3 separate regions of the Homo sapiens genome follow, and all the other regions are linked to region 2. A link is an interaction called in ENCODE POLR2A ChIA-PET data of the cell type or tissue named here. Cell type or tissue: OCI-LY7. All regions are shown on one strand. Region 1 overlaps TMEM116 (transmembrane protein 116). Region 2 overlaps ALDH2 (aldehyde dehydrogenase 2 family member). Region 3 has its middle 40 kb from the start of ATXN2-AS.

Evidence for each region. ChIA-PET counts read pairs that join two places held together with the same protein. Peaks named below come from ENCODE experiments on the same cell type or tissue, not always from the same donor. Only the 100,000 strongest peaks of a DNase experiment are listed, where the experiment ranks them.
Region 1: POLR2A ChIA-PET joins it to region 2 with 5 read pairs; 4 of 35 experiments call an interaction of 5 or more read pairs at or near these places.
Region 3: POLR2A ChIA-PET joins it to region 2 with 6 read pairs; 5 of 35 experiments call an interaction of 5 or more read pairs at or near these places.

Annotation. Positions count from the first base shown.
Region 1 is chr12:111,964,786-111,968,785 of GRCh38, reverse strand. The region is part of intron 4 of TMEM116 (transmembrane protein 116); the gene reads left to right. Among named protein-coding and RNA genes, the nearest start is that of TMEM116, 46 kb to the left of the region's middle. In OCI-LY7, no CTCF peak of the experiment used is centred here; no DNase peak of the experiment used is centred here.
Region 2 is chr12:111,772,467-111,776,466 of GRCh38, reverse strand. All of the region lies in intron 1 of ALDH2 (aldehyde dehydrogenase 2 family member), which reads right to left. Among named protein-coding and RNA genes, the nearest start is that of ALDH2, 7.5 kb to the right of the region's middle. RefSeq lists enhancers at 870-1,059, 2,763-3,334. In OCI-LY7, no CTCF peak of the experiment used is centred here; DNase peaks (open chromatin) are centred at 766 and 2,357; H3K4me3 peaks cover 1,206 bases; H3K27ac peaks cover 1,303 bases.
Region 3 is chr12:111,637,229-111,641,228 of GRCh38, reverse strand. No RefSeq gene overlaps it. Among named protein-coding and RNA genes, the nearest start is that of ATXN2-AS, 40 kb to the right of the region's middle. In OCI-LY7, no CTCF peak of the experiment used is centred here; no DNase peak of the experiment used is centred here.

The sequences.
Region 1 (4,000 bases), 190 kb before region 2:
CCTGACCTCAGGTGATCCACCTGCCTCAGCCTCCCAAAGCTGGGATTACAGGCATGAGCCATTGCACTTGGCCTAATATAGATGTTTTTAAAAAATATTTCTCCAATGTCTCAACTTACTGAAAAGATAGAATGTAGTTATGATGACTATTTTATTGTCCTTTACTTCTAGTTCTAATATCTGTTTCAGTCCTGGGTAGGTTTCAGTTGATTTAGTATTCTCCTTAGTATAGGTCATGTTTTCCTTTTTCTTTGTATGACTGGTAATCTTCTACTGAATGCCAGACATTTCAAATTTTATCTTCTTGGGTGCTAGATATTTCTGTATTACCATAACTATTCTTGAATTGTATTCTTGGATGCAGTTAAATTACTTGGAAATAGTTTGAATCATTCAGGTCTTGCTTTTATAATTTGTTAGGTGGGTATGGAATGATGCTCATTCTCAGGATAATTATTTCTCACTAATGAGGCAAGACCTTCCTGAGTACTCTACCCCATATACCTTGTTGAATTATCAGTTTTTCTAGTCTTGGTGGTGAGAACAGGCACTATTGTTGGCACCATGTGGACTCTAGATACTGTTCTATCTAATCTTTTCAATGGTTCTTTCTTCAGCTTTGAGACGTTTATTTAGACACATGCGCCAGTCAGTAGATCTTGCAAATCCTCTGCAAATCTATGAGGTTCTCTGTGAAGCCTTTTGTTTGTTTGTTTGTTTTTCTTCAGCACCCTTTCCAATGAATTCTAGCTACCTTGGTCTCCTTGGACTCTCAGTTCTGTCTCCTCAATGCAGGGAGTTCACAAGGCCTCCCTCAGTTTCCATTTCCTGTGCTGTGGCATAAAAACTTTTTCTAGGAGGTAAGATAGGGCAGTTAAAGAGTTCACTTTATTCATTTCTCTTCTCCCTGAGATTATTGCCCTTTGTTGTCTGATGTCTGGTGTCTTGAAAACCATTGTTTCAGATGTTTTATCTAATTTTCGTTTGCTTGCTAGGAGAGTAAATACAGTTCTGTCACTCCATCTTGGCCAGAAGTGGAAGTCCCAGTTTGTTTTTTTAAAGTGTATTTTTTTCCCCACCTATGTAGGGATCATTAGGGCTTGTATCATTGTGTCATTACTGTGATATCAAGTGTTTATTATTATAGTTGTTAGGTGCAAATTTTATACTAAAACTCAGGGACAGATAATATGCTAAAAATATTTCAACTTTTGGATATTCAGGGAAATTGGGAGGCCTCAGAGATCATATTATTTAAATAACTTATAATATATATCTAAATTATTCTTTAGAAAAAAAAATCCAGGTGCTTCCAGACTTAAGTAAAAGTTTCAGTATTCCTTATTGTCTTTTCTTCTGATAAGCCTGCCAGGTTGGAGGAAAAAAATACACTATTTTACTTGGCTCCCTTCTTTAAATTGAGGTCCACAATTCAAATGAAATAGTGCAACTTGTCCATTTATTCAACTTTAGGAGAGCAATGGTAAAGAAAGTACTACAGCTAGACTTAGGAGACCTAGATTCTCATTTTAGTTTTGTTATTAAGAATCTGTATGATTTCGAGGAAGTTGTTTTTATATTTATCAATTTTTTTTCTAAAAATGAAAATCATTGCCATTCTAATCTACATCAGATTTAAAGTGTTAAATAAGATGTCTGCACACATGTTTTGTAAAATTAAAGGTTCTCTATGAGTGTATGGTGTTTTTATGGATTTCTCTGAGCAAGGGAATCAAGATCATTAAACTAAGCACTATACCAATAGTGATTGTTTCTTCCTAGTCTTGAAAGTGGATCCAGTTTATTGCATAGTTTGGAAAGGCTTCAGACAGTTTCCTATGGAGAGATCTGTTTGATTAGGAATAAGCTTCTGTCTGACAAGATAGGCTGACCAAGCTGGTCTGTTAAGGCATTAGAGCCTCTTTCTCCCAAAATTGGTTTGGAAATGTCCTAGATCTTTTGACTAGATGTAGGAAACTTAGAGCTGGTCATGGAGGAGAAATGGCTCAGTACAGCTGGAGCACTCTTAGTTTGCAAGCCCAAGAGAGGCTATGAGAAGAGAAAATATACTCCAACTGTATAAGCCATCAGAAGAGAAATAGTAAGAAGTGCCCTGAACAACAGGTTAGGAGATCTGGGTCAGTACCAAACCATAGCCCCATTTTATGTGGTCTAACACCTCTTTTACGAGTTATGATGCTAAGAAACTGGCAATTCTCTTTTAAAAACTGAGTAGTTCCAAATCCTGAAACTATTCCAAGTTTGGCTTAAATATAATTTTCCACAAACCTTAGGAAAACATTTTCTTGTCTAGACTGTATTAATTTTCTGATTTTCCTATTACTGTTGACCTATCTAAGTTGACAGTACACTCAGGCATCAGTTTTACAGAATCAGAATTTCCTATAGTAGTTTTTAAGTAGTTGACGAGATCACCTTAAGTCTGGTACCACAGCTAAATTTCTTCTTTGTTTTTTTTTGAGATGGAGTCTTGCTCTGTTGCCCAGGCTGGAGTGCAGTGGTGCAATCTCTGCTCACTGCAACCTCTGCCTTCTAGGTTCAAGCAATTCTTCTGCCTCAGCCTCCCAAGTAGCTGGGATTGCAGGTGCACACCATCACACCTGGCTAATTTTTGTACTTTTAGTGGAGATAGGGTTTTGCCACGTTGGCCAGACTGGTCTCAAACTCCTGACCTCAGGTGATCAGCCGCCTCAGCCTCCCAAAGTGCTGGGATTACAGGCATGAGCCACCGTGCCTGGCCTCAAATTTCTTCTTAAACAAATGAGGATGAGAATGTTTTAAATGGATCTTTATCTTAATTTTTTGTTGTTGTTTATTTATTTATTTATTGAGACAAAGTCTCACTCCTTCACCCAGGCTGGAGTGCAGTGGCATGATCTCAGCTCATTGCAACCTCCGCCTCCCAAGTTCAAGTGAGTTTCCTGCCTCAGCCTCCAGAGTACCTGGGACTACAGGCATACGCCACCATGCCTGGCTAAGGCTAATTTTTGTATTTTTTTTTTTAGGGGAGACGGGGTTTCGCCATGTTTGCCAGGCTGGTCCTGAATGCCTGACCTCAAGTGATTCACCGCTTGGGCCTCCCAAAGTGCTGGGATTACAGGTGTGAGCCACTGCACCTGGCCTCCTTAAATGTATCTTTATGGCCTAATTTTCACCTTTGCACCCAGTTGGTAAGAACTGTTTAAAAATACTTCCTATTTCCTTCCACTTTAGAGCTGGGAATTAGATGTTGTAATTGCTTATTTTGTTATTCCAATGAAAAACCCAAACCTGACTCTTTCCTCTCTTTCCATGTTAATGGAGCATTCTGGTAGCTAGTTTAATACTCTTTAAAGATCTGGAGACCAAGACAGAAATATGTACTCTCCTTATAAATGGATGATTTTTATTTTTTCTGTATTAAAAAATTTGGTGTGTTGTTCACTATGTAAGTTAAAATATCAAAGAGGGATATACAACTGAAAAGTAAAAGTTCACCTTTCTTTCCTTTCTCCTACTTCTATAATTTGATCAGTTTAGATAAAATATCTCTGCTTTTCAAAATTACTCTCTAGCTGGCTCTTGAGGAAAAAAAAATGGGGGTAGGAGGAGCTGGGGCCTTCCCTTATTTATACAAGCCGATGAAGAGGTCCTAGACTTTTGGAGAGTCACAGTAAAGAAAGAAAACCAGTCACCTGATTTAAACAAACAATATATTCAGGTTTCTGAATCTAGATTTCTAGTTCCAGTCTTTGAACAGAAAAAACCTTTTAGAAAAACTCTTTGCTCTTTACCTGGGCATGGTGGCTTCATGCCTGTAATCTCAGCACTTTGAGAGGCTGAGGTGGGAGGATCGCTTGAGTCCAGGAGTTTGAGACCAGCCTGGGTGACATATTGAGAGCCCTGTCTCTACAAAAAAATTTTTTTTAAATTAGCTGGGCATGGTGGTGCGCACCTGTGGTCCCAGCTACTCAGGAGGCTGAAGTGAGAGGATCACTTG
Region 2 (4,000 bases):
CTGACTCCATCCCTCACAGATTTGACCCTGGGCAAATCCCTTCACTTCCCAGATGCCTCATCGAGTACTTCTGGGGGCTGATGTGAAGGTTAAATGCAAGAACGAGTGTACAGTTCCTAAGCTAGGACCTTGCCCGCAGGGGGTCCTGCAGTGTTCTAGATCCTGCAGCTCTCTCGTAGCTTAAAGATTCTTAGGAGCGAGGGCCAGGTCTATACTCTTTATGTTGTTCCCTGCACCAAAGCATACTAAATTGTCCTGGATTTTAAACTTTATTTTGCAAAGATCAGGAAGTAGGAAGGGGAGAGGTGGGCCAGTCTGGCTAAAACCCCACCAGCCCCACCCCTTCCTCGCTGGGCTGGCCCCTCTGATTTAGATTAGGATCCTGGAAAGACCACTCCCTGGCATGTTTGCCTTTCAAAGCCCAGAATGTTCTCAATCACCCTTCACTGTTGAACCAGGCTGCATTTTCAACAACCCATCCTCCCTTCTCCACTGATAAGATAAACCTGGGTCTGCTGTAGGACGCTGGAAACCTCCTCCGGTTTACATTTCCCATTTCCCTTCTCCCAGAGCCAGACTCAGTGGCTTCCCTCCCCGGTGGGGGGCTGGGTAGGAACTGTTCTCACACTGAGTTTCTGCCAAAGTTCTGCTTCAAGTGAGGAGCAGTTTTCCTGAATAAACACCAGGCCAGACTCTGGGCCAAATGCTTTATAACCTCCTGACCAGAAACCCGAAGCTCGACTTACATAACACACGTAAACGCTCTTGGGCGGGGCGTGGTGGGGGGATGTCCTAGCTCCCACTTCCTCTTTATAGTTTCCAGAAGCACAGTGATGTCTGGAGTTGACATTTTCAATCTAGACTGTAGGCAAAACATAAAGATTTTCTATCAAAATACTCTAATTCCTACATATTTTAATAAATACATCTCACTTTGTTTTGTAAAAATTGGATTCATTCACCCACGCATTCCATAAGCTTTCACTGACAGCCCTGGCCACTCCAGCACAGGGAGTCCAAGAGCCAAGTCCTGGCTTGTGGGAGCTGAAGTCCTGGTGAGGAGAGGGCGCAGGAAACAAGCAAAACCAAGCAAGTGAGAAGCAGGAGGAGGCTTGGCCAGCTGAGGGGTCTGAAGGGTGACTGCTAGGAAGAGCCTGGGGACAGGAGGAGTGGCTGCAGGGTGTAGGTGAGGGGAGAGCGGGGGGCTCGCGATTCTACCTGCTGTGTGCCAGGATCTGCACTTGATGCTGGGAGGACCCAGGAGACCAGAGAACCGGGACACTGCCGTGTCCTTTCTAAGTGGGGGTAATAGACTTGCTGTTTGCTAACTCGCTTTTCTCAGTTTCTCTTGGACGTTATTCCACAGGCAGCTCTGCCTCATGTTAAGCCACATAGCGTTCCTCAACACGGTCAGGCCATGGTTTATTTAACGATTTCCTACAAATGCACTTTTAGGACAAGTGATCGCCATTCCAGCAACAGCTGTGGCGAACCCTTTCACATGCGTTTTTCCAAACATGGGGCAGATTACTGTGTAGAAATTAGAACTACTGAGTTAGAGGGTAACAGGATCCCTCTTCACCTTGGCTATCTTGTTCTCCATGCCAGGCAGAGACTTAGTGGTGATTGTGGTGGTCGAGGGGCTCAGGAGCTGGGGCAGGGTCAGTGCCCAGAGCAGGACAACTGGACCTTGGGGGCGGAGGTCAGACCAAGGCCAGGAGAGAATGAAATTCTGGCCACCACCCCCAGACCTCATGACAATGGGTGGTTATCATCTGCCCAGGGTCTCCAATGAAAGGCTAAACTGTGTTCAGTAATCATCTGCCCAGGGTCTCCAATGAAAGGCTAAACTGTGTTCAGTAGTTCTGATTTAAGGAGGCAGGATACATTCTAGAAAGATTTCAGTTCAAGCTTTGATGCATGAGAGAACTGGACATGTTACCTAGGAAATCCCCGTCCCTGGAACACCGTATTTTCCCAAAGAGTGAGCAAGCTAATGGCGCGGTTTTGCAGCCTGGGATGATCCCAACGGCATGTGCTCTTTCACTTGCTAATCTGCGGTTAGGTGATTATGTCCGATGGAAAGCAGATGCCATTGCTTGTATTACAAGATTCCAGGGAGTAAAGTTCAAGACAAACACGGAATGCCACACACATTCCCTCTTCCCCACACATAATCCAGAACCCCAGGTTAGTTGGGGATCAAGGCGAGGGGCAGTCATCTCCCCAGGCTTGCTCGGGACACTCCCGAACCAAGACTAACCCAGGCAGACAGACGCCAGCCCTCTGCCCCACTCCCCCACCCCAGGGCCTTTTTTCACCACTTCAAAGATGGGAGTTTCAATTCCACTTTGGACTGTTTGCCAGACAGGCGCGGTTTCAACTTGTTCTGCTTACGGTTTGGCAACCTCTATCTTGCTGCAATGGACTTTCCCTGAGCCAGTTTCACCACTCCCTATGCGTCCCCATGTTCCCACTCTTTTAAACTTCCAAATACTTTGCAATAAGGTCCTTTTGAGTAGAAATACTGGGTTCTCATTAAGCAACCCTTTACCTCACTTCTGGAGCACAAAACTGTAAACATGGTTTCGTAAATGGCAACCATTCATTATTCAATAAATATTTACCCAACAGTGATCCTATGCTAAGGTGCTAGGTGCCAGGAATGCAAAAGTGAACAATACAAACATGGCTCCTCCTCTCTGATTTTAAAATTCTATTCAATTGTCCCTTAAATGTTTATTAATACATTCTTATGGTCTGATCATTATTCAGGGAGGTCAAGTTCACATTAAGTTATAAGTTTGAAAGTGGGCTTCAAATTCTGCCCTGCCCAACCTTCACACACATGCCCTTAGTTATACTTAATGTGAACTTGACCTCCCTGAGCCTCAGTTTCCTCACCCGCAAGACGGGACAGCAATACTACCAGGCTTATAGAGTTGCGGGTAGGATGAAAGGTGAAATGCAGGTAGAAGTCCTCAGTAGAGGGCCTGATGGAAAATAGGTGATGAATAATCATGATTACTGGAGCAGGGAATACATACACATGTCCACAACATGTAAATTCTCAACTCAGCTTGACCTCAGGAGCACAAACATTATTATAGCCCTGTCACCTGAAACTCAAGTGTGTCCCACAGATTCTGGGCAGGCAGGAAGTATTGAATGCCCATTTGTGTTCTCTGATTAAAAACACGGGCCGGCCACGGTGGCTCATGCCTGTAATCCCAGCACTTTGGGAGGCTGAGGCGGGCGGTGTCACTGGGCCCCACCACAACCTCCGCCTCCTGGGTTCAAGCGTTTCTCCTGTCTCAGCCTCCCAGGTAGCTGGGATTACAGGTACATGCCACCACACCGGCCAATTTTTGTATTTTTAGTAGAGACGGGGTTTCATCATATTGGTCAGGCTGGTCTCCACCTGAGGTGATCCGCCTGCCTCGGCCTCCCAAGGTGCTGGGATTACAGGCATGAGCCACCACACCCAGCCTGCCTAAATCTATTTCTTTTTGTTTTTTTTTTTTGAGACGGAGTCTCACTCTGTCACTAGGCCTCACTCTTATGCCAGGGCATGAGCTGCCATGCCCGGCCACCTAAATCTATTTCTATAGAGGCTCTTAAAACTCCTAGCTGGATGTTGTGGCCCATGCCTATAATCCCAGTGCCTCTAGTGGCTGACGCAGGAGGATCGCTTCAGCCCAAGAGTTTGAGGTTGCAGTGAGTTATGATCATGCCATTGCACTCCAGCCTGGGCAACAGAGCAAGACCCTGTCTCAAAAAAAAAAAAAAAAACCAAAAAAAAAAGAGGCCAGGTGCAGTGGCTCACGCCTGTAATCCCAGCACTTTGGGAGGCCAAGGCGGGTGGATCACAAGGTCAGGAGTTTGAGACTAGCCTGGCCAACATGGTGAAACCCCAACTCTACTAAAAATACAAAATTAGCTGGGCATGGTGGCGGCACCCGTAATCCCAGCTACTCAGGAGGCTGAGGCAGGAGAATCG
Region 3 (4,000 bases), 140 kb after region 2:
CCAGGCTGGAGTGCAGTGGCTCCACCTTGGCTCACTGCAACCTCCACCCGCTGGGTTCAAGCGATTCTCCTGCCTCAGCCTCCCGAGTAGCTGCGCTTATAGCATGTGCCACCATGCCCAGCTAATTTTTTGTATTTTTAGTAGAGATGGGGTTTTGTCATGTTGGCGAGGCTGGTCTCGAACTCTTGACCTCAAGTGATCCACCCGCCTCAGCCTCCCAAAGTGCTGGGATTACAGTTGTGAGTCACCGCACCCAGCCACTAAAAGCAATTTTTACACCTGAGACTATTTCCCACTAAGCTGAGATTGTTTTGGTGGGGGGGTTTGTTCTTGGTGGGAAACCGTCATAAATGTGACTTGCTAGAATATATTGATCAATATATAAACACTGAAGCAACTACCCACTCTCTGCTTGCATGGCAAAGTTGTCCTCCTCAAAAGGGCTGAGAAACTGATTTCCACAGCCAGCTAGTAGAGTGTGGAGAACTTGGCAAATCACGAATGAACAACCTTCTGTCATCGTTTAGAAACCCCTCTCCTAGTACAGTCAGGCTCCACAAGCTACAAATACCATCCATGAGATTTGGCTGCCATGCATGATGCCACGTTGCTTGGGCTGGTGGCATATTTTGGCTTGTGCGATGCCATGGGCTTATCTAAAAAAGGAAAAAGTCACTCTTATTTTCTCCAGGATAAAGCTGAATTAACTGCTGCATAGTGACTCTGCTGCATCACTTCTCTTGGCAGCAGAAGGGAAATTAAAAGTCTCTTAAGAATCAGCTGCACCTTAACAGTGCTGGGGGTCCTTTAAACTACCCAGAGACCAGGCTGTCACCTTAATCGAGTTTAGGAAGCCACCGAGTATTCTGTGGCAGACCTTTTCTGTTGGCCAGTCCTTTTCATGCTTCCCTGTGAAAATTCTTGAAATAGAGACCCAGAATACCTATAAAATGGTTGCACCAACAGATGCAGCTTTTTTTTTTTTTTTTGAGACAGAGCCTCACTCTGTTGCCCAGGCTGGAGTGCAGTGGCGCGATCTCAGCTCACTGCAACCTCCGCCTCCTGGGTTCAAGCAATCCTCATGCCTCAGCATCCCAAGTAGCTGGGATTACAGGCACACACCACCATGCCTGGCTAATTTTTGTATTTTTTGTAGAGATGGGGTTTTGCCGTGTTGGCCAGGTTGGTCTCGAACTCCTGACCTCAAGTGATCCACCTACTCGGCCTCCCAAAGTACTGGGATTATAGGCATGAGCCACTGTGCTCAGCCATTTTTTGTATTTTTTGTATTTTGTATTTTGGTAGAGATGGGCTTTTGCCATGTTGGCCGGGCTGGTCTCAAACTCTTGGCCTCTAGTGATCTGCCTGCCTCGGCCTCCCAAAGTGCTGGGATTACAGGTGTGAGCCACTGCGCCTGGCCCAGATATAGCTTTGACAGTAAAGAGTGAAGCAGTAAGAGGGAGAAAAGCCTGTCCTTTAGGAACCCCAAGTTTTATCCTAGAGCCAAGGCCAAGTGTCTGCTTCTCCTCTGCAAGGTGAAGTTGATTTTGCACCTCCCACCCTCACCCACTGGCCTCCCCCAAACCCTGTTCTGTAGTCTCCCTGGAGCAAGTGAAAAGCATTATTTGCATTTGGGTATTAGTGAACTTCAGGGAAGTTACATAAGGCTTTTAATTTTTACTGGAGTGGGGGCTGGCCTCTTTATCCTGATTAATTGCCATAATCAACAACTTCTTTCTTTCTTTCTTTCTTTTTTTGAGATGGAGTCTCGCTCTGTCCCCCAGGCTGGAGTGCAGTGGCACCATCTCAGCTCACTGCAACCTCTGCCTCCTGGGTTCAAGTGATTCTCGTGTCTCAGCCTCCTGAGTAGCTGAGATTATAGGTGCATACTACATGCCCGGCTAATTTTTGTATTTTTAGTAGAGATGGGGTTTTGCCCTGTTGGCCAGGCTGGTCTCAAACTCTTGACCTCAAGTGATCTGCCTGCTTCGGCCTCCCAAAGTGCTAGGATTACAGGCGTGAGCCACCACGCCTGGCCATCTTTTCATGTTTTAGTGATAACCTTTCTTTACCTTGTATTCCTGAAACTCACATGTTCACAGACATTTACGACCATAGGGTCTATCAGACATTAATTTGGAAACTTGTACTTCCAGAAGCCAAAACAATTTCAGAATTATTGTAGCTAGTATGCTTTTCATGAACATTGAGTAGTCTCTCCCTATAATTCTGGAAGCTTAGGAGGACATGAAAGAAAGGGGTTCTGCAGTTGGTTCTTAATCTGGATTTTGCATTCTTGCTGCATGAAAGGAAGAAATGAACAATCTTGTTTTGTACAAGATGATTGCCGTCTTTAGGGCCTAATGTTGAATTGCTTCGAGTGAAAAACTCACTGGAATCATCTGGAAAATGTGGTTTTGGTACTTGGCACGGAGCTGCACTGGTGCAGATAACATTTGTTACTCTAAGGCTAATTACCACACTTACTAAGTGAACTGAAGCAGCTTTGTTTCTTTTCAGACCTTTTTCTAAATCCCCTGACCCAAGACTCCTTTCCGATCCAGCTCAAGATGGCCTTGAAACAAATGCAGGGAGGTTTGTCCAGGAGGGGAAGTCCAAGAGTGAAATTACATGCAAGATCCCAGAACGTGAACGTGTACAGCACTCAGGATAAATCTGGGTGTTTTGTTTGTTTGTTTGTTTTGGTTTTTTTTTGAGACCAAGTCTTGCCCTGTCACCCAGGCTGGAGTGCAGTGCAGTGGCTGGATCTCGGCTCATTGCAACCTCCGCCTCCTGGGTTCAAGCGATTCTCCTGCCTCAGCCTCCCAAGTAGCTGGGATTACAGGTCCCCACCATCACACCTAGCTAATTTTTGTGTTTTCAGTAGAGACGGGGTTTCATTATGTTGGCCAGGCTGGTCTCGAACTCCTGACCTCAAGTGATCCACCCACCTTGGCCTCCCAAAGTGCTGGGATTACAAGCATGAGCCACCACGCCCAGCCTGGGTGTTGTATTTTCAAAAGATAAAAGCAGGCCAGGCATGGTGTCTCACGACTGTAATCCCAGCATTTTGGGAGACCGAGGCAGGAGGATCACCTGAGGTTGGGAGTTTGAGACCACCCTGACCAACATGGAGAAACCCCATCTCTACTAAAAATACAAAATTAGCTGGGCATGGTGGCACATGCCTGTAATCCCAGCTACTCGTGAGGCTGAGGCAGGAGAACCGCTTGAACCCAGGAGGCAGATGTTGTGGTGAGCCAGAGATCGCGCCATTGCACTCCAGCCTGGGCAACAAGAGTGAAACTCCATCTCAAAAAAAAAAAAAAAAAAAAAAAGTAAAAGTAAATCTACAGCACTAAGCATAAATGCCAAATAGGAAAAACAGTTCCAACTTGGCCTCTGTGAGGATGTCTTCTGCCATTTTTTTTGCCCAGAAGAAGCAGCAGGTTCCAGACCAGATTTCCTGGTACATGTGTTTCCTAATTTAAAAAGGAAGAGCCCAGGCTAGGTGCTGTGGCTCACACCTGTCATCCCAACACTCTGGGAGGCCGAGATAAGAGGATCGCTTGAGGCTGGGAGTTCAAGACCAGCCTGGGCAACATAGACCTTGTCTCTACTAAAAATTAAAAACAATTAGCCAGGGGTGGCGCATGCCTGTAGTCCCAGCTACTCAGGAGGCTAAGGCAGGAGGATCTCTGGAGCCCAGGAGTTCGAGCTTGCAGTGAGCTATGATCGCACCACTGCTCTCCCAGCTATATCAACTCCTGGTTCTAATTCTCAATCCCTTGATTATGGCCCAATAGGCAAAAGTTCAGGTTTTCCCTAGAGAACTGGGAGAACTCAAGTCCCCTGTAAAAGAATGAGATGTTTCCGGCCGGGTGCGGTGGCTCATGCCTGTAATCCCAGCACTTTGTGAGGCTGAGGCGGGCGGATCACCTGAGGTCAGGAGTTTGAGACCAGCCTGGCCAACATGGCAAAACCCTGTCTCTACTAAAAT